Linked DNA regions of Homo sapiens: region 1 is linked to region 2. Evidence: read pairs that join two places in POLR2A ChIA-PET (ENCODE). Cell type or tissue: PC-3. All regions are shown on one strand. Each heading gives the region's core, and the rest is flanking DNA. Links, peaks and the distances in the headings are about the cores only. Region 1 overlaps PARD3 (par-3 family cell polarity regulator). Region 2 has its middle 36 kb from the start of LINC02635.

Evidence for each region. Peaks named below come from ENCODE experiments on the same cell type or tissue, not always from the same donor. Only the 100,000 strongest peaks of a DNase experiment are listed, where the experiment ranks them.
Region 1: POLR2A ChIA-PET joins it to region 2 with 19 read pairs; 2 of 35 experiments call an interaction of 5 or more read pairs at or near these places.

Annotation. Positions count from the first base shown.
Region 1 is chr10:34,702,618-34,718,950 of GRCh38, forward strand. All of the region lies in intron 1 of PARD3 (par-3 family cell polarity regulator), which reads right to left. Among named protein-coding and RNA genes, the nearest start is that of PARD3, 100 kb to the right of the region's middle. RefSeq lists a silencer at 14,459-14,598. In PC-3, for the core only: no CTCF peak of the experiment used is centred there; DNase peaks (open chromatin) are centred at 8,004 and 11,444; H3K4me3 peaks cover 1,218 bases; H3K27ac peaks cover 2,320 bases.
Region 2 is chr10:34,928,645-34,944,977 of GRCh38, forward strand. It overlaps the pseudogene RNU6-193P. Among named protein-coding and RNA genes, the nearest start is that of LINC02635, 36 kb to the right of the region's middle. In PC-3, for the core only: CTCF peaks have their summits at 9,472 and 9,675; a DNase peak (open chromatin) is centred at 9,177.

The DNA of each region.
Region 1 (16,333 bases), core at 4,770-12,769, 230 kb before region 2:
GAAAAATCCAGCCCTCTGCTTCCACTTGCTCTCAGAATGCCAGCCAGGGCTTATCCCCCCAAGGCTAGAGGTGGGAAGATCTTTCCCTGGGCCTCTATCCATCTAAAGAGAAAAGGCAGGGGGGAATCTGGCCCAGTCCAGGGACCACCCAGTGAAGCTCACAGTGTACGCCCGTGCCTGAACTCAGTGCTCTCAAGTTACCATTAGTGCCTTAGGTCAGAGCCAACCATGGAGAGACAGACTTTTAAGAACACCCCAAGGATGGAAGAGAGAACAAAACAAATAGTAAACACAACTTGAAAGAACCAGAGACTGTATAAAAAGATGCTACTAAAAATCCATCACTGGTATCCTGAGAGAGGTCAGATGGTGGTACATTCAGGTTGCAGAGGAATATGAGAAGGGAGGAAAGCAAGAAAGAAAGAAACGTGGTGAGAGAGAATTTTTTTAAAAAAAGTATTTTGGAATTAAAATATGAAAAACAGGCCAGGCACAGTGGTTCATTCCTGTAATCCCAGCACTTTGGAGGCCAAGGCAGGTGAACTGCTTGAGGCCAGGAGTTTAAGGCCAGCCTGGGCAACACAGCAAGATCCCATCTGTACAAAAAAAAAAACCATAAAAATAAGTCAGGTGTGGTGGCATGCACCCACAGTCCCAGCTACTCAGGAGGCTGAGGCAGAAAGACTGCTTGAGCCCAGGAGTTCAAGGCTATGGTGAGTTACGACTGGGCCACTGCACTCTAGCCTGTGTGACAGACACTCTGTCCAAAAAAAACTAAACAAAATACTAAGAGCTCAATAGGAAAATTAAGAGAAGTTGAAAATATCTCCCCTAGGAAGTTGGAAAAAAAAAAAAGACAAAGAAGATAAAAAAGGCTAATAATAAAATTAGACCAGTCAAGTAAGTCAAGCAACTTGAATAACAGGAGTTCTAGAAAAAGAGAATTGGGAAAACAGAGAAATAACCAAAAACAATTTCAACTTAATTCCCCAAAATGACATATGTTTCCACATTAAAAAGTTCCATAGAGACCCCAACACAATGTATAAAAGCAGACATACACCAAGGCACATCAGAACACAGAAGAAAAACAGAAGATTGGTGGGGGGAAGGGAAGGAGAACATCCAGAAAATAAAGCACAGGCCACAGTGAGGGAAAAGGAGTCACAGCAATACTGGAATCTAGACAATCATCTACCAGTGACTTCAAAACTCCTACAAGAAATAGTCCCCCATCCTAGAATTCCATTTCTTGCCCAAATACCGGTAAAGTATGAAGGTAGAAAAAAGACCTTTTTTAGAAATGCAACGTTTCCAAAAACATTACCCCTTTGTAAGTGGAAGATGTGTTCCAACAAAATAAGGCAATAAACCATGAATGAGAATGACACAGCATATGAAAACAGGAGACATAACACAGAAGACAGCTCCCGGGACGATGGTGAAGGTGGATCCCATATTCCAGGACGTCAGCTGCAAACCTGGAGCAGAGTGACCAGTCCAGACACCCCAAATGTGACCTCTTCAAAATGGCACTGAAAGAGTACCCAATGCAACTAAACACAGCAAGACACAATTTTAACAACTGACTAAGGCTAAGGCTAATTAGTTATAAATGTACAGAAGATCAACCAAAGGAAAAAACATTCCTCATTTCAGGAAAAACACAAAAGTTGTGAAGGAAAGAAAAGGTGATCAAGGTATCATACATGGTTCAGCTGTAAGTAGCTTTAATAATAAAAATAATGTGAACCTAGAATATTTAATCAAATTTGTAACCATATTTTGTAACAAAGTGGTCTAAAAAGTAAGTGTGACAGAGGGAGGAGAAAGGCAGACACAAACACACACAAAGAGACAGAGATCCTAGAAATGGCTACCTGTGAGTGGGGGCATAGCACACATACGGTAGTGAAATAGGGTTAAACCTTCCATGTTAACTCAATAGATGACAAACAACAAGAAAAAACAAACGAGATAAGCAATTTACATAAAAATATTAAAGTAAATATCAAAAGAACCAGGAGCAAGAGTTGGAAAAGGCAACCTCTCCCAAAGAAGGCTCTGCTCTTTTTCATAACAATCCTAGTAGTGCTATCTGATCATGTGCACATGTCACATTGAGAAACACAAAGACTAAAGAGAAACAAGTTTGAAAAGTCCTTTAAATAATAACCATGGCACACAGTTTACAGTTTAGCATCCACCAACCAGATTAGCCACATGATAGTTAAGTTAACAAGACAAATAAAGTCCTAGTTAGTGATATAACAAATAGAAAACATTTCATTTTTTTGTTTTGTTTTTAAAAATGCCCCTCAGACTTCTAAAACACTTCATTTTAAAAAGTCAACAAAAGAGCACGATCAGCAGGAACTATGCTTCTCTCTAGATTCTCTGGGTAACTCTCCAATTTATTTAAGCCAAAAACAAACATTTTTAGAATATATTCTGAAGTTCTGTTCTTAAAAAAAAAATGAATCATTAGCACTTCAAGATAGATATCACACATGCAATTCTGACTTTTCCTGATTTAATCAGCTTCATTTTTAAAAATGCTGATTGGCCAGGTGCAGTAGCTCACGCCTGTAATCCCAGCACTTTTGAGAGGTGGAGGCAGGAGGATTGCTTGAGCCCAGGAGTTCAAGACCAGCCTGGCCAATGTAGGGGGACCCCATCTCACAAATAAGTTTTTTCTTGTTGTTATTTTTGGTTTTTTAATTAGCTGGGCATGGTGGTGTGTGCCTATAGTCCCAGCTACTGGGGAGGCTAAAGCAGGAGGATCACTTGAGCCCGGGAGGTGGACAATACAGTAAGCTGTGATCATACCACTGCACTCCAGCCTGGGCAACAAGTTCAGACCCTGTCTCAGGAAAAAAAAAAAAAGCCAATCTTTTCCAATAAACTGAAACATAGGACCCATCTTCAATCTTGTTACAGGAACACTGCTAAACATTATACAAATGTTTGTGTTGCCTTCTCAATACAGGGAGAAGACAGACAGTCAGATGTCATAGCTGATGTTCAACAACAAAATAATGACCTGTATCACCACAAGGGAGGGACTAATATCTCATGCTAAGTACACTGCTCGGCCCCCATTCTCCACTCCAAACCACACCCAATACCAATGCCAAAACCTCAGCACCACAACACAAGACAGAGCAAACCACAAACCTGCTGCCTCCCTTGACAGGTGGATAGCTTCATTTATCTCATCAATCAAAAGTGAAAATGGAGGCATGAAACCAGGTGAAGTCCAACCTCAAGGAAATAAGTTTCTGGCATTTAGTCTTATTAGAACTAGCACATAATCTCTCACAGGGTCACACATTATTCAATAATATGAGAAATCAGCCCATCGATGACCTCCAAGATCTGACATGACTTTCATGCCAACACAAAGTCATGGAAGTCCTTCAACTCCTCCACCATTCTACAGAAATGAAGGGAATGGCCTCAGACTACAGCGCTGGCACAGGACACAGCCAAGGCAAGAATGAGACAGCAGTAACCACCAGTTAGATCTGCACTGCATTTTACAATTTTAAAAAATGCATTCATGTGCATTATCTCATGTGGAAAGAGGGCTTATAATTCCTATTTTCAGAGGAGAGAACTGAGACTCAGAGAGCATAAATAGCCGGCAAGAGGTCACAATTCATAAATGCTGGCAGCCAGGACTCCAGCCCAGGTCTGCTGATTTATTCCCAAGTCCTTTCTCAGACTAACACTGGCAGTTTCCAATCTGAAGCGTCAGGGTTGCTTGTCTTCTTTCCACAGCCCCTCCTCCCAGCCTCTTCTCAACAGCTTCATTTGTTAATACAGTACATAAAGAGAAGATCCAGGCCAGGCGTGGTGGCCCACACCTGTAATCCCAGCACTCTGGGAGGCCATGGCAGATTGCTTGAGTTCAGAGGGCCTAGACCAGCCTGGGCAATATGGCAAGACCCTGTCTCTATAAAATACAGAAAACAAAACAAAACAAAAAAACTTAGCTGGACGTGGTGGCAGGTACCAGTAGTCCCAGCTACTCAGGAGGCTGAGGCATGAGGATCACTTGAGCCTGGAAGGTTGAGGCTGCTGTGAGCCACGATTGTACCACTGCACTCCAGCTGGGGTAACAAAGTGAAACCTTGTCCCAAAAATCAATTAAATTAATTAATTAAAATAAAAAGACGAGATCCATAAAGTATTTTAATAAAAAGGGCCAGGTGTTGTGGCTCACGCCTCTAATCCCAGCACTTTGGGAGGGTGGGGCAGGAGGATCATTTGAGCCCAGGAGTTAGAGACCAGCCTGGACAACACAGTGAGATCCTGTCTCCACAAAAAATTTTAAAAATTAGGGCTGGGTTCGGTAGCTCACACCTGTAATCCTAGCACTTTGGGAGGCTGAGGTGGTCAGATCACTTGAGGTCAGGAGTTTGAGACCAGCCTGGCCAACATGGTGAAACCCCATCTATACTAAAAATACAAAAATTAGCCAGGTGTGGTAGTGCGCACCTGTGGTCCGAGCCACTTGGGAAGCTGAGGTGGGATGATCGCTTCAGCCCAGGAGGTCAAGGCTGCAGTAAGCAGTGGCGTGCCACTGCACTCCAGTCTGGGTGACAGAGTGAGACCCTGTCTCAAAAAAAAAAAAAGAAAAGAAGAAAAAAAGTGTTGGCTGTTAAAACCAAGTCTGAAAAGCCACACCATGAAAAATTCTATTACATGTTCTAATCACATCATGATTTAAAGTGGTGGTTCTCCAAGTGGGAGTCCAGGCCAGCATCACCTGATAATACACTGGAAATTCCAATCCCAAGCGGGATACACCACCAAAAAAAAAGTCTCTGGAGGAAGGACCAACCACCTATTTATACATTTAAACTAGCCCTCCAGGTGTTTCTGATGCACACTGAGGTTTGAGAACCAGTGATTCAGAATGAGGGGCGAGAAGAGATCAGAGAGGAAGCTGAAACACCTTGTGCCTCTTCTATACACTACGTTTTAGCCCAACAACTCGTGGGTTTAGTGCTTCTATCCAAACTTCGGAAATCAAACAGATGTTAGCTATTACATCTTTAAAATGGTTACCATGAACACACACACACATATTTGTCTCCTATAAGCATACAGATAATCTCAGTGTTCACTGTCAGAGTCCTTTCTCAGTGTTATTTCAACTCCAGGCTCTGTGCAGGGGATTGCTAACGCCACATCTTTAGACCAGAACCCTCCCAGCACTCCCACTTCAAACATCCACCTCTCACTGCACCTCACCCTGGGAGCAGTCTGAATCCTCCAAGGAGCTTGTTTTAAAAGCCTGCCAGGAAATTTTTATGCAACAAACAAAAGAATACCCATTTGGGAATTACTTATGACTGGACAATGTTTTTATGGAGTCCTATTTTACTTCAAATAGATAAAGCTTATATTCCTTATCTTCCCTCTAACACCAACTTCCTGCCTTCTTCATTCCTACTGATAGCAGCATCCTCCTGATTGAACCTAATCAAAACATAGCCTCACTTCTTCTTTACAGGAAATACAGGGGATAGAGAACCAAGGTAAACAATACCATAAGGAAACAATCAGACAAATCCAGAATATGAGTTTTTCTTTGTTTTTTGTCTTGTCTTTACAACGCAATTGCACTGATCTTTAAAGGAAAAAAAAAAAAAAGTCCACTTCGTCTGATATCTAAGTGCAATGTATGATCCTGGAGTGGATACTGCATCTGGAAAGAAAAAGTACTATGAAAAAGGAAAGGACAACTGAAGAAATTTGTCAAATTAAGTTAGGTAATGGAATGATACATTGGTAAGTTTTCTGAATGTGATCATTGTACTAGTTATACAACGAACAGTCATTTTTTGAGGAAATGTATGCTTAAGTAATAAGGGTGAGAAGTGTTATAATATCTGTACTTTAGTCTCAAATGGTTCAGGACAAAAAAATGCATACTATTACTAATGTGTATCTTTATGTTTATAGAGATAGAAAAACAACGTAGCAAATGTAAACAACTGGTGAATCTAAAGTATCAGTGGTGCATTTCACTAAAGTGTACATTAGAAATTTTTCAAGAGAAAACGTTAAAAATATGTCATTAAAAAAATAACCTGGGGACTTTTCTAGATCAAAAAGATTAAGGAGGAATATCCAAATTCAAGGTGTGAGTGGTGTTTGGGTCCTTGCTGGGTTTAAAAAAGAAGTCACTGTAGAAGACATCTTGGGAACAATGAGGGAAATTTTAATATGAGCTCAATATGAGATAATATTAGGAAATGATTCTTAATTGTCCATGTGATAATAGCTTTGTGGATATTTAAGGAAACACCCTTATTCTAAGGAGTTGTGTTCTGAAGTATTTAAAGTGCCATGTCTGCAAATAGTGCAAAAAAATACACACGTACACATATATGTACATGTGCACATGTACATATACATATAAACATACAGGTGAGAACCCCTAACCCAAAATGCTTGGGACCAAAAGTGTTTCAGATTTCCATTTTTTTCAGATTTTGGAATATTTACATGCACATGAGATTTCTCGAAGATGGGACCCAAATTTAAACAAAAAAAGTCATTTATGTTTCAAATATGCCTTATACACATAACCAGAAGGTAATTTTATACAATATTTTAAATAATTTTTTACACGAAACCAAGTTTGTATTAAGTCCAAGTTTGTGTTAAGTACTTATGTGTGGAATTTTCCACTTGTGGTATCATGTCAGGGCTCAAAAAGTTCCAATTTGGGAGCATTTCATATTTTCAGATAACAGATGCTCCACCTGTATACACACACGCAGGAATAAATATGTATTATTAGGAGTGCGAACAGGAAAATGCAAATCATCTCAAGTATTTTAAAGAGAGGGAAGTTAATACAAGGAACTGGTACAAAGATTTGTAAGAAGAGTCGTGACTCTAAACCAGGATGGTGGTGGAGGCGGGGGCCACACACAGGTTAGCAGTAGCAGGAAGCTATGACTACCCCTGGGCTGAGGGGATAAGGGGAGGTAGCACCAGAGCCCAGGGTGGCGGAAGTGGGAGCCATGGAGGACTCAGGGGCAGGAGCTGGAATTTGGGGAGAGACTTGTTTGCTGCAGAGACACAGCCCAAAACAGAGAGGGAGAAGGGAACTACTTTGGGGCTATGTCATCCCGGGGCCTCCTATCTCCCACCAAACCTCCCACTGGCCAAACCCAACCAGAGGTCAACTGACACAGCTGTGCTTTGTATGATTCTCTCAGCTACTATTTGAGTTTTTCATAACAAATTGGGAAACCAAATTAATTTTAAACAAATTTAATGACCCAGGGTTCATGAGAATACAGGAAGCCAGCATTCTCACACACTGCGCCTGAGTATTTTGCACACATTTTTGGAGAGGCGGGGGGACAGGGAGCTAGAATTTGGTACCACGCATCAAAATGCTTAAAATGAAATATACCCATTGATCCAGAAATTTAAAATGTGGAGGAAGATACATAGCCAAGATGCATATATTAAATGGGATATTTTAATATATAACAATAGAGAATGGGAACTAGCTATACACGTAAAAACAGGAAACAGGTTGAACACATTCAATCAATTAAACACAACAGAGCAATTCACAATGTTGTTCACCGACTGTTACATAAGACTTTGTTTCATCCCTAGTTTGAAGAATGTATTATCTACAGCCATAGACAAAAGAACTGCTATGCACAACTGGCAGTGCTTGTCTATATTTCCTGGCATTCCATAATAAATATATACGTGCAGTTTTAAATATTTATCCTCTTAAATAACTAGTGAATACATTTCTTTCTTTCCCATCTCTTCCTCTCCTGTTCCCAATAAAATGACTGTCCAATTCACTTCTAGACCCCATCTCTTCAATCCTGTGCCACATCTTGCTACATTTATCTTCACAAAATATTCCCTTTATCATGTGACTGTCCTGTAATATGAGTCATTTCCAATGACTCACTACTTTCTAAAAGTCAAAATCCAGTGTTCTTGGCCAAGCACTCAAAGCTCATCCCAAGCCGGTTTGTGACCAGCCTCAGCGTTGCCTCACCGTATTTCGATGTTCAATTGTTCTGTTCACTGATAAACCCCAAGCACCCAAAACAGTGTCTGAGACAGAGAAGATGCTCAATAAATACTGGTCAAGTGAAGAGACCCTTATGTTTTTGTTTATTCTCTTCCACATATCTGCAAAGCTTTCACCCCCAGAGTTCCAACTACCCAAATTGTATGTATCTTCCCAAATCCAGTTTATAAACCATCCCCTTGGCCGGACACAGTAACTGGCACGCATAACCTCAGCACTCCAGGAAGCCAGGGCAGGAGCATCACTCGATGCCAGGAATTCAAGACCAGCCTGGTCAACATAGCAAGACTCCATCTCTATAAAGCAATTAAAAATTAGCCAGGTGTCACGGTGCACACCTGTAGTCCCAGGTATTCCGGAGACTGAGGCAGGAGGATCACTTGAGCCCAAAAATTCAAGGCAGCTGATGAACTAAGATTGCATTGCCACACTCCAGCCTGGGTAACACACCCAAACCCCTAAAAAAAAGTAAAAACAAAAACTCCCCCTCCATGAAATGTGCTCCAACTCTGAAGTATTTACCTAGGCCAGGTGCAGTGGCTCACACCTATAATCCCAGCACTTTGGGAGGCCAAGACGGGTGGATCACTTGAGGTCAGGAGTTTGATACCAGCCTGGCCAACATGGTGAAACCCCACCTCTACTAAAAATACAAAAAGCTAGCTGGGCGTGGTGATGGGCATCTGTAATCCCAGCTACTCGGGAGGCTGAGGCAGAAGAATCCCTTGAACCCAGGAGGTGAAGGCTGCAGTGAGCCAAGACGGTGCCACTGCACTCCAGCCTGGGCACAGGGCGAGACTCTGTCTCAAAATAAATAAATATTTACCTAGAACACATTTGTCACTTAATAGCCTATTTCCTGTATATGCATGGTAATTTTTTTACTCTAGATAAGGTCTCCAAAGGCAGGGGCCATCTTCAGCTTTTTTTAGCATAGAACAAACAAAGCACTGTGTTGCATAACTAGTGTGTCCCAGAAAAAAATAAAAATAATACCCCTATTGGGTATAGGAAAGAACTTACACAAGAGTTTCTAGGAGAATATAATCAACAAACACAGGCCTATGCTCTCCTAGCTGCCAAAAGAAATGCGTGGACATGCCAGGCCATGTCAGGATCAACGCCCCCATTCACCCTTTATCCTGTCCCTCAGAGCTGGCTCAAGAAATGCTGTGTGATTATTCTAGTTTACATTCCAGGAAACATTTCAGATGTGGGGAAAGAAGACATCCAGACACTCTTCCCTTGCAATGAAAACGAACCCAACTTGCAATATGAATACCTTCGTCCTCACCTGCAGAGGTGGGTCCCCAGTGTGACTGGCCAGGAATCTTAGGCAGAAGAAGTGAGCTTAAGCCCCGATAAATATCTTACTCATACCCCAGAAAAAAGAGGGCAAGCCAAAACTCACCTTGGCCAACCCAGTTCTCCTCACTCTAGTCCCGATGGATCTAAGAGTGTGGAAGGGTACGAACAGTGGGTAGTATTGTTACCTGATGAACTGGTAGACAGAAAACAGAAGGCTTTACTGAGGGAAGGTAGTGAATATGGAATAATCCAAGCCTAAGTCCCTAAACCACAGTGTGGACGTAGCTACAGGATATTCTGCTCCAGAACTCAAATCTGTATCTGCAAGCTTCACAACCATCAGCACCATGAAAGCAGGCACCTGGTGCTGCGCCCACCTCCTAATCCATTCCATTCCTTCACCCTCACTCTGATTACAGAGCACTTCTGACATGACACCTGCTTTTCCATGTGACAATCCTGCAAGATCAATGTTTTCAACTGTATTTTGTAGAAGAAGAGACTAAGGAATAGGACACTTGACTTGCCTGAGATCAACACCACATAATGTCACAGTCAAGCATAGCTTAGGCTCAGACGCTAACCTGGAAATCCACATTTTCCCTTTAGGACACACTGATTCTTCCAAGAAGTTTGCCAAGGTGACACATTAGGAAGGGAGACACTGTCGCAACACCCAAGATAAAAGGCCTTTTTTAAGGGGGTACACATGGACATAAAGATGGCAACAATAAACACTGGGGACTACTAGATGGAGAAGGGAGGGTGAGGAGATGGTTGAAAAGGTATTGGGTACTATGCTCACTACCTGGGTGATGGAATCAATCGTACCCCAAACCTCAGCATCATGCAATATACCCATTAACAAACCTGCACAAGTATCCCTGAATCTAAAATAAAAGCTGAGGCCGGGCGCAGTGGCTCATGCCTGTAATCACAGCACTTTGGGAGGCCAAGGCAGGCAGATCGCTTTAAGTCAGGAGCTCGAGACCAGCCTGGCCAACATGGTGAAACCCCGTCTCTACTAAAATACAAAAATAAATTAGCCGGGCATGGTGGCAGGCACCTGTAATCCCAACTACTTGGGAGGCTGAGGCAGGAGAATCACTTGAACCTAAGAGGTGGAGGTTGTGGTGAGCCGAGATTGCACCACTGCACTCCAGCCTAGGTGACAGAGTGAGACTCCATCTCAAAAATAAATTAATTAATTAATTAAAAGTGGAAATTATTTTTAAAAATAAAATAAATTTTAAAATAAAAACCTTTTCTTCTTAGAACAGAAAAAAAAATGGAATAGTGAAAGCTGTATCATCCACCAGGTAATATGCTAGACTAATTTCACTATGAAGAAGTCACACTTTGCACCACTTTGCCTATCACAGATAAACAATCTAAGACGCATTCCATTCCATACTCCAGGCAGTGCTAGATTCAAAGCTGTAGAAAGAACAACCAGGCCAGGTGCGGTGGCTCACACCTGTAATCCCAGAACACTTTGGGAGGCCAAGGCGGGAGGGTTGCTTGAGGCCAGGAGTTCAAAACCAGCCTGGGCAACACAGCAAAATCTCAATCCCACCAAAAAAATTAAAAATAAAATTAGTCAGGCGTGGTGTTCTGCACCTGTAGTCCCAGCTGCTCAGGAGGCTGAGGTAGGAGGATCGCTTGAGCCCAGGAGGTCAAGGCTGCAGTAAGCTATTATCGCATCAATGCACTCCAGCCTGGGTGACAAAGAGAGACCCTGTCTCAAAAAAGGAAAAGAAAAAGGAAACAAAAACAACCCATAAACATAAAATAGGGTCACGGACATCTCCAGGCAGAGATCTCCTGCCTCTCCTCTGGAGAGGTTACCTCCTCTGAGGCCTGGTAACTATAATATTGGGTGGTATTTTAAAAACTAACTAAAATGTTGAATATTTCTCTACTATTTATAAAAGAAATAATCCAAAACAACCAACCTGGAAGAACTTTAAGGTTACTCATCCAGCCTAAGAGAAGAAAGATCTACCCTCTCCTGTTTACTTCTCCCTAGCAAACAAGAGATGTTGACTCAGACCAAAAGGAATTTTTCTGACCTGGAAAGAAAAGCCTCACTGAAACATGATAAATTCCAAATGGCTCTGAATCCTAAACAAAAACTTGACCCCGAAGTAGCTCCCCACTTCCCTGTCACATTACTTAATCCAAAAATGACCTGATTTTTCACAAAGAAAGGCTCCCAAATGACTTCAACATAAAGATTAATTCCTTACACCTGGCTATATGAAACCCAACTGCATCAGAAGAAATACTCCTACATGAATATAACAGAGTAGACTATTATTAGGAATAAATGAACCCTGATGAAGGCCTTGCACCTACCTCTGATTTCCTCTTTGGAGCTATGGACAAACAGTTATCCAACTGCACCTCGTGGCATCTGTACTTAAATCCAGCACACCCCACACTGCGTGGGGTCCAAGTTAAAGTGCCACAGCACCCCAACATCCTAAGTGTGGCCCCTAAGGGGTGGATGCCATACCACGGCACAGCTTAGATCACAGCCACTTGTGATCTAAGGACGGAGGGGCCTGTTCCCAATGTCTCCTCAGGATTGCTGATGTCTGAGGTGGAGTTCCCATCTCCTTGCAGGATACTCCTACTCTTGGCCAAGGGAGGGATCTATGATGGTATCTTCAAAAGATTTCCATAAGATCACAGGGTGCTCCTGAGTCTCATTACCACAGACATCTTTGTAAGCAAAGAACACACATCAAAATTTTTTTTTTTTTTTTGGAGATGGAGTCTCACTCTGTCACCCAGGCTGGAGGGCAGTGGTGCATTCTTGGTTCACTGCAACCTCCGCCTCCCGAGTTCAAGTGATTCTCCTGCCTCAGCCTCCCGAATAGCTGGGACTATAGGCACGCACCACCACAGCCAGCTAATTTTGTATTTTTTGTAGAGACGGCGTCTCACCATGTTGGCCAGGATGCTTTCCATCTCTTGACCTCATGATACACCCACCTCAGCCTCCCAAAGTGCTGGGATTACAGGCGTAAGCCACCACACCTAGCCTAACCTTTTTTTTTTTTTTTTTAAGAGACAAGGTCTCGCTCTGTCACCCAGGCTGGAGCACAGTGGTGCTATCATAGCTCACTGCAGCCTTGAACTCCTGGCCTCAAGCAACCCACCTGCCTCAGCCTTCCAAGTAGCTGAGATTACAGGTACACACCACCACGCCCAGCACATTTTTAAATTTTTTGTAGAGACAAGGTCTCGCTGTGTTGCCCAGGCTGGTCTCCAACTCCTGGACTCAAGTGATCCTCCTGCCTCGGATTCCCAAAGTGCTGAGGACTGCACCCGGCCCTGTGCATCAACTTTGAGGAAAGAATATGAGCATGGACTGAGCCATACACACAGGGGATGTACCTTCATATATGACAAGATACAAGCCATGAAGTCCACAGGATCTTCCTGTTGCTCAAACTTGTTATCTGCTTGTCTATACCTCCTGGAAAGCCATCCCTACCCCTTCCCTTGCGGAAATCTTACCCACATTTCAGTTCCTGGCTGAAATGTATCTCTGCAAGACAACCATCTTCAATCCTACTTTTATCTTATGCCCAGTCCCCCCAAAGCACTTAAAATGACGTCTTGAAGATGTGCATGTTTTACCGTTTATCACCATGGTGAGTCCCATAGGCCACAGTATGCATTCATTCCACAAATATTCACGAAGCATCTACCATGTGGCAGGCACGGAACAAGATGCAGGGTCATCGCAATGAATGGGTCCCACCCTCCTAGAATCTGTGGTCTAGCATACGAATCAACTAGAGCTCCCTCTTAAACATAGCCCTCACACCACAAAACATTCACTGAAGTCTGTTACTGGTTATTTCAAGCCAAAGATCAATTTCTATTCCCTTGCTAACCTATTTTGTTTGAAAATCTACTGGCACTTAGATTTTTCTGAAAGGCCCTAATATTATGACTCAAGACTTTATCTAGGCCATCTGGTCAGTTTCAAATACAGACATCCATTTAAAATAGGAGAATTTTAAAGTACGGGCTCCAAGACACCTTATAAAATACACATAAAAGAGATTTTATACATTAATTCCATAAAATTCATAATTCCTTACATACATGGTTAGTTCTCTGTTCCTATATTCCCTTATGAGACATTTGAAATGTAATGCGTGTGCCTTCAGTTTATTTAAGAAATTATGGTACATGGTGTCTCAGAAAAAGGAAGTTTAACACAATGCATTAAAACAGAGAATACATCAAGCACAAATACAACTAGTCTGCACTGGTAATATTCCCTAGGATACTTTAAAGTTTCTGATAAAATCCTGCATGGAAGCATGGAAACAAATTAGCTGTATGGGAACTCAGGCAAAACATAATTACACAACTAGTAATTAAAGTGTGAAATGGACTACCTCAAACAACAATAAAACTTGTAACTATAAACTTATCAGATGGGAGGAGGGGACAAAAGAGCAGAGTAGGTTGTGAAGCTTGAAAGCAAGCTTGTCCAACCTGCAGCCCCATGGGCTACGTGTGGCCCAGGATGGCTTTTCTTTTTTTTTTTTTTTTTTTTTTTTGAGACAGAGTTTTGCTCTTGTTGCCTAGGCTAGAGTGCAATGGTGCAATCTTGGCTCACTGCAACCTCTGCCTCCTGGGTTCAAGCGATTCTCCTGCCTCAGCCTCCCGAGTAGCTGGGATTACAGGCATGCGCCACCACCCCCGGCTAATTTTGTATTTTTAGTAGGGACAGGGTTTCTCCATGTTGGTCAGGTTGGTCTCGCACTGCCAACCTCAGGTGATGCACCTGCCTCGGCCTCCCAAAGTGCTGGGATTACAGGTGTGAGCCACTGCACCCAGCCTCAGGATGGCTTTGAATGTGGCCCAACACATATTCATAAACTTTCTCAAAATAATATCAGATTTTTTTTTGCAATTTTTGTTTTACCTCATCAGATATTGTTAGTGTATTTTATGTGTGGTCCAAGATAACACCACTTCTTCCAGTGTGGCCCGGGGATACCAAAAGATTGGACCCCCCTGCTTTAAAGACATACAGATAAATTGTGTGCAGCTGGTGACCTGGGCCTTGATGACAAGGGCATCTAGTGAGTGCAAGCCTTATCTATCAGTAGCCACAAAAAGGACAATAAAATGACTCTGTGGTTAAGTGGCCTGAAACTGCACAAGTCATTTCCTCTTTGTGGGCACCCAAGTCCTTTTGTATAGAAATGAGGGAGTTGGATGGTCTCTGGGGTTCCTATATTGCTCTACCAGTCTATGATGCTATATCAGAAAAATTAAACAAACTCCAGGCAGCCTTTTTCCCACAAGTAGAAATAAAACAGCCATTCCTACCAACACATAATTAGATCTTGAAAACAACCCATAATACAAAATTAAAAGTACCTAATCTCCTCTACAACATTCTGTATTAAACACGCATTTATAAGCATGTTCCCCTGCAATCGCAGAGTTCAAAGTTCTGTAGACACCATTCACCCAGAACAGCTTTCCAAACCCTGAGAGTCTGGTGGAGGTGCTGGAAACACCATAAGCAAGCAAAGTCACGGTCCCACGCAGATTACTGGAAAAGCCTTCTAAGAGCAAGAAAAGTCAAATATGGAGAAGAGCGTCCACGTGGCTACTACTGACTGGACACATTTCTATATTTACCATGTACTCTGACAGCAGCTGGGGATGGCAGGATGGCATGGTGCACACCACCAGTGAATTAAGAACCAAACACCCAGTCTGAAAATAATTGTGTTATGCAATAACAGCGGTACAGCCAAATCTATAATAAAACCCCTGTTCTACAACACTTAAATATTAATTTCGGGGCCAAGCGTGGTGGCTCACGCCTGTAATCCCAGCACTCTGGGAGGCCGAGATGGGTGGACTGTCTGAGCTCAGGAGTTCGAGACCACCCTGGGCAACATGGTAAAGCCCTGTCTCTACTAAAATACAAAAAATTAGTTGGGCATGGTGGTGCATGCCTGTAATCCCAGCTACTTGGGAGGCTGAGGCAGGTGAATTGCTTGAGCCTGGGAGGAGGAGGCTGCAGTGAGCCAAGATGGTGCCACTGCACTCCAGCCTGGGTAACAGAGACTCCATCTCAAAAAAAAAAAAAAAAAAAATCAATTTTGGGAGGCAAGCCATAGGTATATGAAAAGGTCACTAACAATACTCAGTTATGGAAATTGTAACTGCCAACCAAGCAGTACATGAATTGAGAAAATACAGAAAACACTAAAGACAAAGAACGCTTCATGAAGAAATGGTCATTTATTTTCAATCAGGAGAAATCTTAGGACAAAGGTGAGGAGGTCAAAACATGCACAGTGAGGCTGGGCACAGTGGCTCACACCTGTAATCCCAGCACTGTGGGAGGCCGAGGCCAGAGGATTGCTTGAACCCAGGAGTTCAAGACCAGCTTGGGCAACAAAGTGAGACCACGTCTCCACAAAAGGCAACATAATCAGCCAGGCATGGTGGTGCATGCCTGTAGTCGCAGCTACTGAGAGGCTGAGGCTGGAGGATTGCTTGAGCCTAGGAGACCAAGGATGCAGTGAGCTGTGATCACACCACTGTACTCCAGCCTGGGCAACACGACAAGACTCTACTCTATCTCAAAAATAAAAATAAATTGGCCGGGCACGGTGGCTCACGCCTGTAATCCCAGCACTTCGGGAGGCCGAGGTAGGCGGATCACCTGAGGTCAGGAGTTCGAGACCAGCCTGACCAACATGGTGAAACCCTGTCTCTACTAAAAAATACAAAAATTAGCCGGGCGTGGTGGCAGGTGCCTTAATCCCAGCTACTTGGGAGGCAGAGGCAGGAGAATTGTTTGAACCCGGAAGGAGCAGGTTGCAGTGAGCCGAGATTGAGCCACTGCACTCAAGCCTGGGGGACAAGAGC
Region 2 (16,333 bases), core at 5,326-13,325:
AAATTGCGTAAAAATATGGCCCTCCTTTGGCCACATACTCACATACTGGCATTTGTATTTTTCTATTATTATTTTTATTTATTTGTTTATTATTACTTTTTTTTGAGATGGAGTATCACGCTTGTCACCCAGGCTGGAGTGCAGTGGCGTGATCTCAGCTCACTGCAACCTCTACCTCCCGGGCTCAAGCGATTCTCCTGCTTCAGCCTTCCAAGTAGCTGAGATTACAGGCACCCACCACCACGCCCGGTTGATTTTTGTATTTTTAGTAGAAACGAGGTTTCACCCTGTTGGCCAGGCTGGTCTTGAACTCCTGACCTCAGGTGATCTGCCCACTTCGGCCTCCCAAAGTGCTGGGATTACAGGCGTGAGCCACCATGCCTGGCCCATACTGGCATTTTAAAGAACCTTCTCCGGTGTCACTAAGAAACCCTAGAGAAATACAGTTGATCTTTGAACAACACGGGTTTGGATTGCAGGGGTCCACTTACATGCAGATTTTTTTTCAATAAAAGCTGCACTAAGTGTGCCTGCCTCTCTTGCCTCGACTCCCACTCCCTCCACAACTTCTGCCTCTGCCACTGCTGGGACAGCAAGACCAACCCCTCCTCTTCTTCCTCCTCCCCCTCAGCCTACTCAACATGAGGATGATGAGGATAAAGACCTTTACGATGATCCACTTTCACTTCAGGAATAGTAAATACATTTTATCTTCTTTATGATTTTCTCAATAAGCTTTTCTTTTCTCTAGCTTACTTTATTGTATAAATATAGTATAGAATACTTATACTAAACATGGGTAATTGACAGTTCATGTTACAGGTAAGGCTTCTGATCAACAGCAGGCTATCAGTAGTTAAGGTTTTGGGGAGTCAGCACTACGGGGGTTGCCAGCTCAGCCCTCACGTTGCTCAAGGGCCAACTGTACTTTTTTTATTTATTTTATTTTTTTAGAGACAGTATCTCGTGCTGTAGCCCAGGCTGGACTGCAGAGGTGCAATTACAGCTCACAGCAGCCTCAACCTCCTGGGCTCAAGCAATCCTCCTGCCTCAGCCTCCTGATTAGCTGGGACCATAGGCGTGCACCACCATGCCCGGCTTTTTTTACTTTTACTTTTGGTGGGGTCTCCCTATGTTGCCCAGGTTGGTCTCAAACTCCTGGGCTCAATCTATCCTTCTACCTCGGCCTCCCAAAGTGCTGGAATTGTAGATGTGAGCCACCGCATTGAGCCCAACTGTATCTCTCTTTTTTTTTTTTTTGAAACAGAGTCTTGCTCTGTCACCCAGGCTGGAGTGCAGTGGCATGATCTCAGCTCACTGCAACCTCCACCTCCCGGGTTCAAGCAATTCTCCTGCCTCAGCCTCCTAGGTAGCTGGAATTACAGGCGCACGCCACCACACCCAGCTAATTTTTGTATTCTTGGTAGAGATATGGTTTCGCCATATTGGCTGGGCTGGTCTTGAACTCCTGACCTCAGGTGATCCACCCGCCTCGGCCTCCCAACGTGCTGGGATTACAGGTGTGAGCCATCGCGCCCCGCAAAAAGTACTATTTCTGAAAATAATTTTTTGTTAGATATTTAGGCGTCACAAGTGCAGATTTCTTAACATGCATATATTGCACTGTGGTAAAGTCTGGGCTTCTAGTGAACCCATCACCTGAATAGTGAACATTGTACCCATGAGTAGTAGATCAACCCTCAGCTCTTCTTACTTTCCCACCTTTTGAGTCTCCAATGTCTATTATTCTATTCATGGGTACCCATGGTCCAGCTCTCACTAATGAGAACATGCAATATTTGACTTCGTGTTTCTGAGTCATTTCACTGAACATTTCACTGAATAATGGCCTCTAGTTCCATCCATCTTGCTATAAAAGACATGATTTCATTATTTTTTATGCCTGAGTAGTATTCTGTGACATGGGCCAGGCACAGTGGCTCACACCTGTAGTCCCAGCACTTTGGGAGGCCGAGGTGGGCCGATCAGCTGAGGTCGGGAGTTTGAGACCAGCCTGGCCAACATGGAGAAACCCGTCTCCACTAAAAATGCAAAATATTAGCTGGGCGTGGTGGTGCATGCCTGTAATTCCAGCTACTGAGGAGGCTGAGGCAGGAGAATCGCTTGAACCGGGGAGGCGGAGGTTGCAGTGAGCCAAGATTGGGCCACTGTACTCCAGCCTGGGCGACAGAGCGAGACTCCGTCTCAAAAAAAAAAAAAAAAAATTAAAAACCTTTTTTTTCTTTTTTTTTAAAATAGAGATGAAGTCTGTGTTGTCCAGGCTGGTCTCCAACTCCTGGACTCTCTCGCACATGCTGAAGTGCAGTGGCATGACCTCAGCTCACTGCAACCTCCACCTCCCAGGTTTAAGCAATTCTCCTGCCTCAGCCTACCAAGTAACTCAGATTACAGGTGCCCGCCACCACGCCCAGCTAATTTTTTGTATTTTTAGTAGAGACAAGGTTTCACCATTTGGCCAGGCTGGTCTTGAACTTCTGATCTCAGGTGATCCACCCGCCTCTACCTCCTAAAGTGCTGGGATTACAGGCGTGAGCCACCGCACCTGGCCTCGTTCTTATGTTTTCAGTTTTCTTGTTGCTGTGGCAGAATGACATCAGGCACAAACAGCTGAACTGCAGCCTGGATTCCCATCTCTGCTGGCTCTCCTGTCCTAAAGCCTAACATCCCTGAGTGCCTTCTGGCAACCTGAACATGGTGGAGCTGTGGCGTCCTTCTCCCTGATTTTTATTGCAAGGCAGCAAGCAAGACACAGTCAGTAATTACCTCCCGGGTAATTGCACAACTTTTGTGTTGTGCCTCACAAGCCTGGTCTCCAGCCACTTACATACGTGCAGGATGGAGAGTCTACGTGATGGGATCTGCCAACCCAAAGGGCATGATTGGAAGATAACCGGCTGGGTTGTGCCAGAGTTTTGTTTTGTGATCTCCCAAGGACACAGCCTTCAGAGAGTTAGAACCAAAAGATCTTAAAAAGCCTTGATATTTGCATAACGAACACTGTTTGTCTCAAATGTTTGGAATAAGTCTGTAGATAGAACACACCAGATTATTATTGTGTTTCTAGAGAAGAAACACATGGAAGTTAATTATGACTATGTAAAATTAAAAGTACCCTGCTGAAAGGTGACAGGGAGGGTGAGGGAGGTAGAGAGAGGTGGAGCCCGGAGCTGTTGCTTTTCATGAAGATTTTCTGTGCAGTTTGGATTAAATAATAATAATAATAATAATAATAGAGGGCTGGGTGCAGTGGCTCATGCCTGTAATCCCAGCACTTTGGGAGGCTGAGGCGGGCTGAGGGCAGAAGTTTGAGACCAGCCTGGTCAACTTGGTGAAACCCCATTTCTACTAAAAAAAAAAAAAAAAAAAAAAAAAAAAAAATTAGCTGGGCATGATGGTATGTGACCGTAATCCCAGCTACTTGGGAGGCTGAGGCAGGAGAATCATTTGAACCTGGGAGGTGGAGGTCGCAGTGAGCCAAGATTACGCCATTGCACACTCCAGCCTAGGCAACAAGAGTTTAACTCCGTCTCAAAAAAAAAAAAAGTAGAGACAGGGTCTTACTCTATCCCCCAGGCTGGAGTGCAGTGGCGTGATCATAGCTCACTGTAACCTTGAGTTCCTGGGTTCAAGCCATCCTCCTGCTTCAGGCTCCCGAGTAGCTGAGACTACAGGCACGTGCCATCACGTGTAGCTAATTTTTTTTTTTTTTTGCAGAGATAGAGTCTCACTATGTTGTCCATCCTGGTCTCGAATTCCTGGCCTCGAGCAATTGTCCCACCTCAACCTCCCAAAGTGCTGGGATTACAAGCATGAGCCACCCACCACACCTGGCCTACCTGTTTGGAATTTTTTTTTTTTTTTGACACGGAGTCTCGCTCTGCTGCCCAGGCCGGAGTGCAGTGGCACGATCTCGGCTCACTGCAACCTCTGTCTCCCGGGCTCAAGCAGCCTCCCAAGTAGCTGGGATTACAGGTGCCTGCTACCACGCCCAGCTAATTTTTGCATTTTGAGTAGGGACAGGGTTTCACCATCTTGGCCAGGCTGGTCTTGAACTCCTGACCTCTTGATCCATCCACCTCGGCGTCCCAAAGTGCTGGGATTACAGCCGTGAGCCACCGCATCCGGCCAAGCTGTTTGGCTTTTTAAAACCAGGTGCATGTAGCAATTTTGTCACAATTTTGACAAAATTAAGCGATATACTAAAAGATAATTAAACAATTCATTTACACCCACCCACAGTCATATAGCATTAAACAGAAAGCAACCTTTGGAGTCTGGGGACTGTATTCAAGGTGCTCTGTAAACATCCATTATATTCTGCTCTTATTCCTTTGCTGCCATTGAAGGTTGAAGTCACACCAGTTACTCAGCAGTCTGTTTGAGAACGTGTTCAGAAATGAGCAGAGACATTCATCAAGAGAAGCACATTTGACGGGGTGAGCTGGAGTCCATCAGACCTCACAACCAAGGGCTGGCAGGAGCTGAGCCCAAAGACCGGCCTCTCCAGAACCATCTTTCCGCCAAGTGAGAGGCTGGGAGGCAGCGTGGATTTGTCACACAAGCGCATTGTATTTTCTGGCCTTAAAGGAAGAAGCCAGCTGGGCACGGTGGCTCATGTCTGTAATCCCAGCACTTTGGGAGGCCACCTGAAGCCAGGATCACCTGAAGCCAGGAGTTCGAGGCCAGCCTGGCTAACATGGTGAAACCCTGTCTTTACTAAAAACAAAAATTAGCCAGCGTGGTGGCGGGTGCCTGTAATCCCAGCTACTCGGAGGCTGAGGCACAAGAATCGCTTGAACCCAGGAGATGGAAGTTGCAGTGAGCCGAGATTGTGCCACTGCACTCCAGCCTGGGAGACAGAACAAGACTGTCTCAAAAAAAAAAAAAAAAAAAAAAAAAGAAGAAGCTGGGGTTAATTTCTGGGCTGGAGCAAATAGATGCATGGCAGCCGCAGACTGGGCCAGTTGAGGATACCCCTCACCAAAGGTCAGGCAGCCCCCTGGCTCTTCCATCCTCTTTGTCAGAAAGAGTATTTTTTGTGATCTTCTAGAATTTTAGATGTGTTCTGCAGAAGGCTCTTCCTGAAGGAGAGGATTCTGAAGCAAAAGCTGTCCACGGTCTCCGGTCTCCGCAGGGGATATTAGAACATGGTGTTCTAATAACAGTCCTTGGCTGCAGCCCGAGAGCTGTCAGGCTTCCTCCTGGGGATCAGGGTGCAGTTGGCGGGAAGATGAAGCAGGCTTGGAACCGGAATGCTTTCTACAGGCATCCTGGGAATGTGCTCTCAGCAGGCCACTCCGGGCACTGGGGACACATGGAACCGCTGCTTTTCTGGGTTAAGTTTCCTTTTTCTACAGGTAAGTCCCAAGAAGACCACCGAGACTGTCAGAATCCCACAGACTTTTTCTCCAAGGGATATTCAATCCCAAATGAATAGAAACTTCCCATGTTCCCACAGAAGGCTTTTTTTTTTTTAATTCTTAGATTTTATTTTGTAGAGACAGGGTCTTGCTATATTGCCCAGGCTGGTCTTGAACTCCTAGTCTCAAGATGTCCTCCCACTTTGGCCTCCCAAAGTGCTGGGATTACAGGCATGAGCCACCACACCTGGCCCATAGAAACGTTTTTAGTTAACAGGTGGAAGGGAACAGGCTTAATTCTTTCTAAATAAACCCAAGTGTTTCAACTAATTTGTTTTAAAAAGCATCCTTTAATATGCCCAACCTTTACTTTTTTAAAAATACTGCTATAATGTTGTTTTTCCTTAAGGTTTATAAACACAGCATTCAAGAAGTTTCTTTTCCTTGTACGATTTTGTCTACAATAAAGAGCATGCTGCTCGGGGTGATCATGTGGTTCAAACTGCCTGGATTCAGCCAGATGTGGGGCAAATTAAAAGAGAGATGATGCTTTTTAGAGTAAAAAACGGCCGGGCGCGCTGGCTCACACCTGTAATCCCAGCACTTTGGGAGGCCAAGGTGAGTGAATCACAAGGTCAGGAGTTCGAGACCAGCCTGGCCAATATGGTGAAACCCCGTTTCTACAAAAAATACAAAAATTAGCCGGGCGTGGTGGTGTGCATTTGTAGTCCCAGCTACTGGGGAGGCTGAGGCAGAAGAATTGCTTGAACCTGGGAGGCAGAGGTTGCAGTTAGCCAAGGTCACGCCACTGCACTCCAGCCCGGGCGACAGAGCAAGACTGCATCTCAAAAAAAAAAAAAAAAAAAAGAATGAAAGTCTTGGCCGGGCATGGTGGCTCATGCCTGTAATCCTAGCACTTTGGAAGGCTGAGGCGGGTGGATCACCCAAGGTCAGGAGCTTGAGAACAGCCTGGCCAACATGGTGAAACCCCATCTCTACTAATAATACAAAAATTAGCCAGGTGTGGTGGCACACGCCTGTAATCCCAGCTACTTGGGAGGCTGAGGCAGGAGAATCACTTGAACCCAGGAGGCGGAGGTTGCAGTGAGCCAAGATCACACCACTACACTCCAGCCTGGGTGACAGAGTGAGACTTCATCTCAAAAAAAAAAAAAAAGGGTAAAAGTCTTTATTTAAAGACAGTTATGTGGGCCAGGGTAGATGTTCCCACCTGTAATCCAAACGCTTTGGGAGGGATTGGGGCCAGGAGTCCAAAATCAGCCTGGGCAACAATTAGACTCTGTCTCTACCAAAAAAGAAAAAAGAAAAAATTAGGTGGGCACAGAGGCACATGCCTGTAGTCCCAGCTACTCAGGAGGCTGAGTGGGGAGGATCACTTGAGCCTGGGAGGTCAAGGCTGCAGTGAGCTGTAATCATGCCACTGCACTTCAGACAACAGAGTGAGACCCTATCTCTATAAAAATAAAATATAATAAAGACAGTAATGGTAAACCAATATTTTAAAAAATGCTTCATTTCAAAATGCTGTGCTTTCTGAATAAAATCTAAAGAAATGGATGTTTATCCATTCGTTCAACATATATTTATGGGGCACTGCTCTGTGGAAGACACTATTTTCAGCCTGGAGTACAGTTATGAATACACAGAAGCTGGGTGCGGTGGCTCAAGCCTGGGATCCCAGCACTTTGAGAGGCAAAGTGGGCAGATTGCTTGAGTCCAGGAGTTTGAGTCCAGCCTGGGCCATGCAGTGAGACCCCATCTCTACAAAAAATTTTAGAAGTAGCCTGGTGTGGTGGATGGTGTCTGTAGTCCCAGTTACTTGGGAGGCTGAGGCAGGAGAATGGCATGAACCCAGGAGGTTGAAGCTGCAGTCAGCTATGATGGTGCCACTGCACTGCAGCCTGGGCGACAAAGCAAGACTGAAAAAAAAAAAAAAAAAAAAAAAACAGAGAGACGGACAGAGAGAAAGAGAGAGAACAATCCCTGCCCTCCTTGAACCAAGGCTTTCACCTTCTAGTGGCAGAAGACAGGTAGGAAATAAACAAACAAGCAAACCACAATATTAGATGGCATCAGTGCTATGGGAAAGAACAAAACAGGGAAAGGAGAGGAAGCCTGTGTGGGCATGCGGGTGTGTGTGTGTGTGTGCGTGCGTGCATGCATGTGTGTGTGATGGTGAGGTGGGATGGAGGGGCTGCAATTCCAAGTAGGGGGTAGTCAGATAAGGTTTTGCTGAGGACAACATTTGAGCCCAGGTGGGAGGGACACAGCTACGTGCAAATCTGGGTATGAAACAGCTGGAAGGCCCGCATGACAGGAGTGGAGTGAGAGAGTTGGAGTTGGAGGTGGTTGGGGAAGTGGAGGGGGTGGGGAAAGCAGGATCACGCTGGGGGAGGGGAGCACAGACAAATCCTACCAGGCCCTGTAGGCCATTTCCCAAAGAGGATGACTTTTCTCTGGGTAAGATAGGGTGTTCTAACACAGAAGTGACACACCATCTTTTTTTTTTTTTTTGAGATGGAGTTTCACTCTTAGTACCCAGGCTGGAGTGCAATGGCGTGATCTCGGCTCACTGCAACCTCCGCCTCCCGGGTTCAAGCAATTCTCCTGCCTCAGCCTTCCAAGTAGCTGTGATTACAGGCATGCGCCACCATGCCCAGCTAATTTTGTATTTTTGGCAATACATGGTTTCTCCATGTTGGTCAAGCTGGTCTTGAACTCCCGACCTCAGGTGATCCGCCTGCCTTGGCTTCCCAGAGTGTTGGGATTACAGGCGTGAGCCACCGCGCCCGGCCAACACACCATCTATTTTAGCATTAAAAGCACTGTTCTGGGCCAGGCTCCGTGGCTTGCACCTATAATCCCAACACTTTGGGATGCTGAGGCAGGGAGATCGCTTGAACCCAAGAGTTTGACATCAGCCTGGGCAACATAGGGAGACGCTGCCTCTACAGAAATAGAAATTTAAAAAATCAGCCGGGTGTAGTGTTGTGCACCTGTAGTCCTAGCTACTCAGGAGGCTGGGGTGGGAGGATCACTTGAGCCCGGGAGGTTGAGGCTGCAGTGAGCCGGGATCATGTTATTGCATGCTAGCGGTGGCAACAGAGCAAGACCCTGTCTTAAAAAAAAAAAAAAATGCTGGCCGAGCGCGGTGGCTCACACCTGTAATCCCAGCACTTTGGGAGCCTGAGGCAGGCGGATCACGAGGTCAGGGGATTAAGGCTATCCTGGCTAACACGGTGAAACCCCATCTGTACTAAAAACACAAAAAATTAGCTGGGCGTGGTGGCGGGCACCTGTAGTCACAGCTACTCGGGAGGCTGAGACAGGAGAATTGCTTGAACCCGGGAGGCGGAGGTTGCAGTGAGCACCAAGATCGCGCCACTGCACTCCAGCCTGGGTGACAGAGCGAGACTCCATCTCAAAAATAAAATAAAATTAAAATTAAAAAAAAGCACCGCTCTGCTCTGCTGCTGTTTTGATAATAGAGCAGGCTTGAGAGTGTAGAATCCAAAGCTGGGAGTTGAGCTAGGAGGTGTTTGCTGTAATCCAAGAAAGACCACAGCAGCCTGAATCATGTTGGTGATAAGTAGTAGAAAAAATCAGAATGAACGTAGACTTGACAGGATTTAAATGTAAGATGTGAAAGAAAAAGAAGATTCAAGGATGATCCTACATTTTGGGCCCTGGCAATGTGGAAAAAAAAAACAAGATCTCAGGACCCTGAACTGGCTATGCCAAAGGGAAAGTTAAGCTTGGGAAGTGAGTCATGCAAAAACTGCCTTCCTTTTGTCCCTGAACAGATAGCAATAGTAAGCTGTAATTTTACATGCTTACTTTATCTTATGCAAAATGTAGATTTACTGAGCATGAGATGAATGCATAATTGCCATTTTCTCTGCTCCCTCCTTTCATGTGTAAAATGTAGATTCACTGAGCACTAATCAAAGCCTCACAAGAATGTAAATGATTATTTGCCTTATTACCTATCCTCCATCCATCCACGTTTTTCCTTCTTTTTTCTTTTCTTTTTTTCTTTTTTTTTTTTGAGACGGGATCTCGCTCTTGTCTCCCAGGCTGGAGTGCAGTGGCGCCATCTAGGCTCACTGCAACCTCCACCTCCCAGGTTCAAGTGATTCTGCCTCAGCCTCCTGAGTAGCTGGGATTACAGGTGCCCACCATCACGCCCAGCTAATTTTTGTACTTTTAGTAGAGATGGGATTTCAAGACCAGCCTGGTCTTGAACTCCTGACCTCAGGTGATCCACCTGCCTTGGCCTCCCAAAGTGCTGGAATTGCAGGCATGAGCCACCACGTCTGGCCTCTTTTTTCTTTTTTAAAAACAAAGTCTCATTATGTCACCCAGGCTGGGGCTGGAGTGCAGTGGCGCAATCGTAGCTCACTGTAACCTCAAACTCCTGGGCTCAAGCCATCCTCCTGTCTCTGCCTCCCACGTAGCTGAAACCACAGGCACACGCCACCATGTCCAGCTAATTTTAAAATTTTTTATAGAGACGGGATGTTGCTATGTTGCCCAGGCTGGTCTCAAATTCCTGGGCTCAAGCAATTCACCTGCCTTAGCCTCCTCAGGTGGTGGGATGTGAGGCATGAGCTACCGCATCTGGCCTGCCCCACTTTTTTTCCTTTCCTCCTTCTCCTCCTGCTCACTCCTTCCCATTTAAATATTGAAGTGCTTAAAACCTCTTTGGAAAAAGCACGGATCACAGATGCTCCTGTGATTTGTGTTTTTTCCCAAGCATATCCTCAACCTTGGCAAAATAAACCTCCAATTAATTGAGATCTGCTTCAGTTACTTTTTTATTTATAGCAACAATTTTAGTGAGCTCAGGCTGCCATAACAAAATATGGTGACTGGATGGTTTAAACAACACAAATTTATTTCTCACAGTTCTGGAGGCTGGGAAGTCCAAGACCAAGGTGCCAGGATAGTCTGTTTCTAGTTAGGACTCTCTTCCTGGTTTGCAGACAGCTACCTTCTCCCCTGTGTCCTTACATGGTGGAGGGAGAGCTCTGGTGTCTCTTCTTTTTTTATAAAGACACCAGTTCTATTGGATCAGGGCTGTATCCTTATGACTTTGTTTAACCTTAATCACCTCCCTACAGGCCCTATCTCCAATATGGTCAAATGAGGGGTCAGGGATTCAACATATACATTTGGGATGGGAGACATAATTTAGTCCATAGCAGCAACCAAAAGGATGGACTTGCCATTTACCGAAATGAGAAGTCGAGTGAGAAGCGAGTTTTGAAAGAAAGGGCAAAAGGTCCATGTCGGACATGTTAGGCTTGAGATATCTGTTCATCAAGCCAGTTGGTTATAAAGTTTGGAATTAAAAGGACAGGTCTTGGCTAAAGGTATGAAATTGGGAGGCATCAGCTCATTGGTGGCCAGGATACTAGAGTAGATAACCAGAAGTGGAAAGGACCCAAGGCACCCCGACAGGCAGAGTTTGGGGTGAGGAGGACAGGACAAGAGACATAAAAGGAGCAGCCAGGGACATAGGAAGAAACCTTTGAGTATGCAGTGTCCCTGCAGCCAAATGAAGATAATTATGTAGGGAAGAGGGAGTGATCAACTGTGCCAAGAGCCCCAGAGAGGTCAAGGAAGAGGAGGACTGGGAATTGAGTCTTGGATGTAGCCCCATGATGGCCACTGGGGATTTTTTTTTTTTTTTTGACAGAGTCTTGCTCTGTTGCCCAGGCTGGAGTGCAGTGATATGACCTCGGCTCACTGCAGCCTCTGCCTCCTGGGTTCAAGCAATTCTCCTGCCTCAGCCTTCCAAGTAGCTGGGATTACAGGTGCCCACCACCATGCTCGGCTAATTTTTTGTATTTTTAGTAGAGACAGGGTTTTACCATGTTGGCTAGGCTGGTCTTGAACTCCTGACCTCAGGTGATCTGCCCACCTCGGCCTCCCAAAGTGCTGAGATTACAGGTGTGAGTCACCACGTCCAGCCTTTTTCCTTTCCTTTTCTTTTTTTTTTTTGAGACAGAATCTTGCTCTGTCGTCCAGGCTGGAGTGCAGTGGCATAATCTCGGCTTACTGCCCCCACTGCCCAGATTAAAGCGATTCTCCTGCCTCAGCCTCCCGAACAGCTGGGATTACAGGCGCCCGCCAGCACACCTGGCTAATTTTTGTATTTTTAGTAGAGACGGGGTTTCACTATGTTGGCCAGGCTGGTCTCAAACTCCTGACCTCAGGTGATCCACCCACCTTGGCCTCCCAAAGTGTCTCACCCATCTGAGCCCTCACCATTGTACTCTCTTCCCTGGGTTTTGTGAAGCAGGGAAACTGAATTTAGTCTTTCCCATAGGATCTTATATCATTTACATCTTGCTTCTGATACAAAACTTCAGTTATAAAATTTTCACTAAATGCCAGAAAATGTTTTCTTTTAAGGGACCTGTCTTTCATTCAGGGAAAGCATTTTCAAATTCTTCAGCAGACGACTTGAAAGGAGCTTCCTGTCTGACTTCAGAGGCACTCCCAGCCAGGCGCAGCCCTGCCCTGGGCACAGACTCACTGCCCATCCTCACAGAGGCCCTTTCCTTCCGCACCAAGGGCACCTGCTCTGAAGCTGACCCCGCTGAAGGCTGGGGAACAATCACAGGTGTCGTCAGTCAGCATCCAGAAAAACGAGTCGGAGAGGAGAAAGGGCATGTAGGAAATGGAACCAGTCATTCTATTGTCTTTGACTTGGTACATTTTCCTCTGCCGCTACTCCCATCTTTTGTCTTTTGTGGTTTGTGATACTTTTCTCTTTGTCTCTCGGGAGGCCAAGTTGACTAAAATCATGAAATGGGGCTGGTCACATTGGCTCATGCCTGTAATCCCAGCGCTTTGGGAGACTGAGGTGGAAGGACCACTTGAGCCCAGGAGTTCGAAACCGTGATCATGCCATTGCACTCCAGCCAGGGTGACAGAGCCAGGTCCTGTCTCAAAAAAAAAAAAAAAAAAGAAAAAGAAAGAAATTCAATCTAGTCCAAGTCCCTTTCACATCATAGATGGGGACTCTTGGGGCCCAGGGAGGTTATCTCACTGCCTCAGTCACTGAGCCTGCTCGTAGAAGAACCGGGTGTAGATCCAGGCTCCTGCCTTCACAGCTTTATCTGATGCCCCAAACCTGAATAAACTCAGCAGGGAGCTGGCGGGCTGGTTCTTGAGGGGCTCAGAGGTCACTGCCTAGGTCTGGGGTCACTCCAATGCCAGGAGCGGCCTGTACCCTCAGCTCACTCAGGGGAACAATTGTGCCATTTATTTTATTTTATGTATTTATTTTTGGAGTGAGGCCTTCCTTTGGGTGGCATTTATTAGTAGCACTATTTATCCCGTGTCTACTGCATTGCATGATCTCAAGTGCTTTGCCTAGAGTTTCTCAGTTTTCACCCAAGCTCTGCAAAACTCTATCAGTTCTATTTGACACAGGAGGAAGTGTTAAGCAACAAGGTCAAGATCACACATTAGTGAGTGGGGAGGCTAAGAATGGAGCCCAGACGTGTCTCATTCCAAGCCTGTGATGGTTCCATACAGACACAGGCTCCACAAATTCACACTGTCTCAAGACTGAGTGTAGACAGTGGCCAGTGCAAATGCATTCATCTCCCTGGAAGGCATGTATAACCGTGTATAACCACACGACTTGTTTCAACCAGTCATCACAGCCTCTCCCCAGTGAGAAAACTCACTTGGAAATGCAAATTAAGATGGGAAAGTTACTTATTGAACATAAAGACAGAACAAAGGAAACCCCATATCCTTAGAGGAACCTATTATCAAAGCGATAGCCTAGTGAGACAGCAGCCTCCCTTGTGGGGCCGGCTCCCACCCCTGCCTAGCTGGTGGGAGGAGGTGTGTCAGCCTGCCCCGGTGACCGCTCTGACGTGGCGCATCACTGGAGTCACCTGGCAAACTCTTACCCTGACTCTGTCCTTTGTGACCACATTTTCACAGCTGTGATTCAGTCTCCCTTCCCCAGTAACATTTCAGAGGAGTCACAACTCAGGGCTCATTTTGCAGTGGGTACATTTTAAGGAGTCGCTTTTTTTGTTGTTTTGACAGAGCCTTGCTCTGTCGCCCAGGGTATTGTGCAATGGCGCAATCTGGACTCACTGCAACCTCCAAAGAAACCACTTCTTAATGGAATCTAGGGATGGTCCCTGCGCATCTCCAGACAATAGTTAGGCAGCATTACCTCTGGGAAAAGATTAGCTTTCTAAATCTCATTTACTGTAAATGCATTCAAGTACATGTCAAAGACTTCGGACCTTGCTTGACTGGAATCCCATAGCCAACAGGAAATCCAATTTCTGTAGGTCTGTAGTAGCCACTGTTTACTATTGACACCCAGAGTTATTGTTTGTCTCTTTTGTTTGCTTTCAATGATAGCATGTGCTTCTGTCACAACAAACAGCATTTAAGGGAAGACGCTCTCCTCCCAACCTTGACATCTGATCCTCAGTTACACACTGACATTTAGTTATTTTCAATTAAAAGTGACAAACTGTATTCCAAAAAGTGATTATGTGCCTCCAGGTCTACCACAGACTTTTTTGTTTGTTTGTTTGTTTGTTTTTTGTTTTTTGTTTTTTTGAGACGGAGTTTCGCTCTTGTTGCCCAGGCTGGAGTGCAATGGCGCGATCTTGGCTCACTGCAAACTCCACCTCCCTAGTTCAAGCTATTCTCCTGCCTCAGCCTCCCAAGTAGCTGGGATTACAGGCATGTACCACCATACCCTGCTAATTTCGTATTTTTAGTAGAGATGGGGTTTCTCCATGTTGGTCAGGCTGGTCTCGAACTCCTGACCTTAGGTGATCTGCCCACCTCGGCCTCCCAAAATGCTGGGATTACAGGTGTGAGCCACTGCGCCTGGCCCTACAGACATTTTTTTAGATGTTAAACTTCATGCTCACTTCGGCACCACATTTATTAAAATTGCAATGATACAGAGATTAGCATGGCTCCTGAGCAAGGATGACATGCAATATAAAATTCAAATCGAAAAAATGTTTAAGTTAATTCCATTTCTTATCTAAGCCTTCATTCTCCCTCTCTCATCCAGCTCTTGGCCCTAAGGTCTCCGTGAACCTGGAGAGGAGGCAAATCTCAAATCCATTTGGCTTCCTGACAGTAGGTAGATCTGACAAAGGATTTAGTATCAAATGTAATTGAACTAATGGGCAAAATTCTGGTTTTTGATTAAGTTAGGATATTAGGATCTGGAGTTGCATTGTCTGATATAATAGTATGGATGAAAAGAGTCAAACTCTGTAAAATATTTGAAGAGATTTGTTCTGAACCAAATATGAGTGACCATGGCCCAACACACAATTGTGGGAGATCAAGAGAATATGCACCCAACTTGGTCGGGCTACAGCTTGGTTTCACGTTTTAGGGAGACATCACAAAACATCAATCAATACATGTAAGATGTACATTGGTTTAATCTGGAAAGGCAGGACAACTGGAATCCAGGTTTTTGAAACCTGGATTACACTTACCTGGGTAGTGTCAGAGGCATTTGAACAAGAGCAATTTCATCTTGAATACGGGCTGGGTAAAATAAGGCTGAGACCTACTGGGCTGCATTCCCAGGAGGTTAGGATACTCTAAGTCACAGCATGAAATAGGAGATCAGCACAAGACACACGTCCCAAAGACTTTGCTGATAAAACAGGTTGCAGTTAAGAAGTCAGCCAAACTCGGCCGGGTGCGGTGGCTCATGCCTGTAATCCCAGCACTTTGGGAGGCTGAGGCGGGGCGGATCACAGGGTCTGGAGATCGAGACCATCCTGGCTAACATGGTGAAACCCCATCTCTACTAAAATACAGAAAATTAGCCGGGCATGGTGGCGGACGCCTGTAGTCCCAGCTACTCAGGAGTCTGAGGCAGGAGAATGGTGTGAACCTGGGAGGCGGAACTTGCAGTGAGCCGAGATTGCGCCACTGCATTAAAAATAAAAATTAAAAAAAAAAAAAAGAAGTCAGCCAAACTCCACCAAAACCAAGATGGCAATGAAAGTGACCTCCGCTCCTTCTCACTGCTCATTATACGCTAATTATAATACATTAGCATGCTAAAACACACTCCCATCAGCGCCATGACAATTTACAAATGCCTGGCAACATCAGGAAGTTACCCTATATGGTCTAAAAAGGGGAGGAGTCCTCAGTTCCGGGAAATGACCACCGCTTTCCCAGAAAACTCATGAATAAGCCACCTCTTGTTTGGTATATAATCAAGAAGTAACGGCCAGGTGTGGTGGCTCACGCCTGTAATCCCAGCACTTTGAGAGGCTGAGGCAGGAGGATCACTTGAGGTCAGGAGTTCAAGACCAGCTTGGCCAACATGACAAAACTCCGCGTCTACTAAAAATACGAAAATTAGTTGGGCGTGGTTGTGGACGCCTGTAATCTCAGCTACTCGGGAGGCTGAGGCAGGAGAATCACTTGAACCCAGGAGGTGAAGGCTGCAGTGAGCCAAGATCATGCCACTGCACTCCAGCCTGGGCAACAGAGCAAGACTCTGTCGCAAACTCTCCCCCAAAAAGAAGTAACAATAAGTATAAGCAGTTGAGCAGCCTGTACTGCTGCTCTGCCTGTGAAATTGTTTTGTTGTTGTTGTTGTTGTTGTTGTTGTTTTGAGACAGAGTCTTGCTCTGTCCCCCACACTGAAGTGCAGTGGCTCGATCTCCGCTCACTGCAACCTCCACCTCCCCGGTTCAAGCGATTCTCCTGCCTGAGCCTCCCAAGTAGCTGGGATTAAAGGCACCAGCCATCATATCCAGCTACTTTTTGTTTTTCGTAGAGTTGGGGTTTTGCTATGTTAGGCAGGCTTGTCTCTGACTCCTGACCTCAAGTGATCTGCCCGCCCCGGCCTCCCAAAGTGCTGGGATTATAGGTGTGAGCCTCTG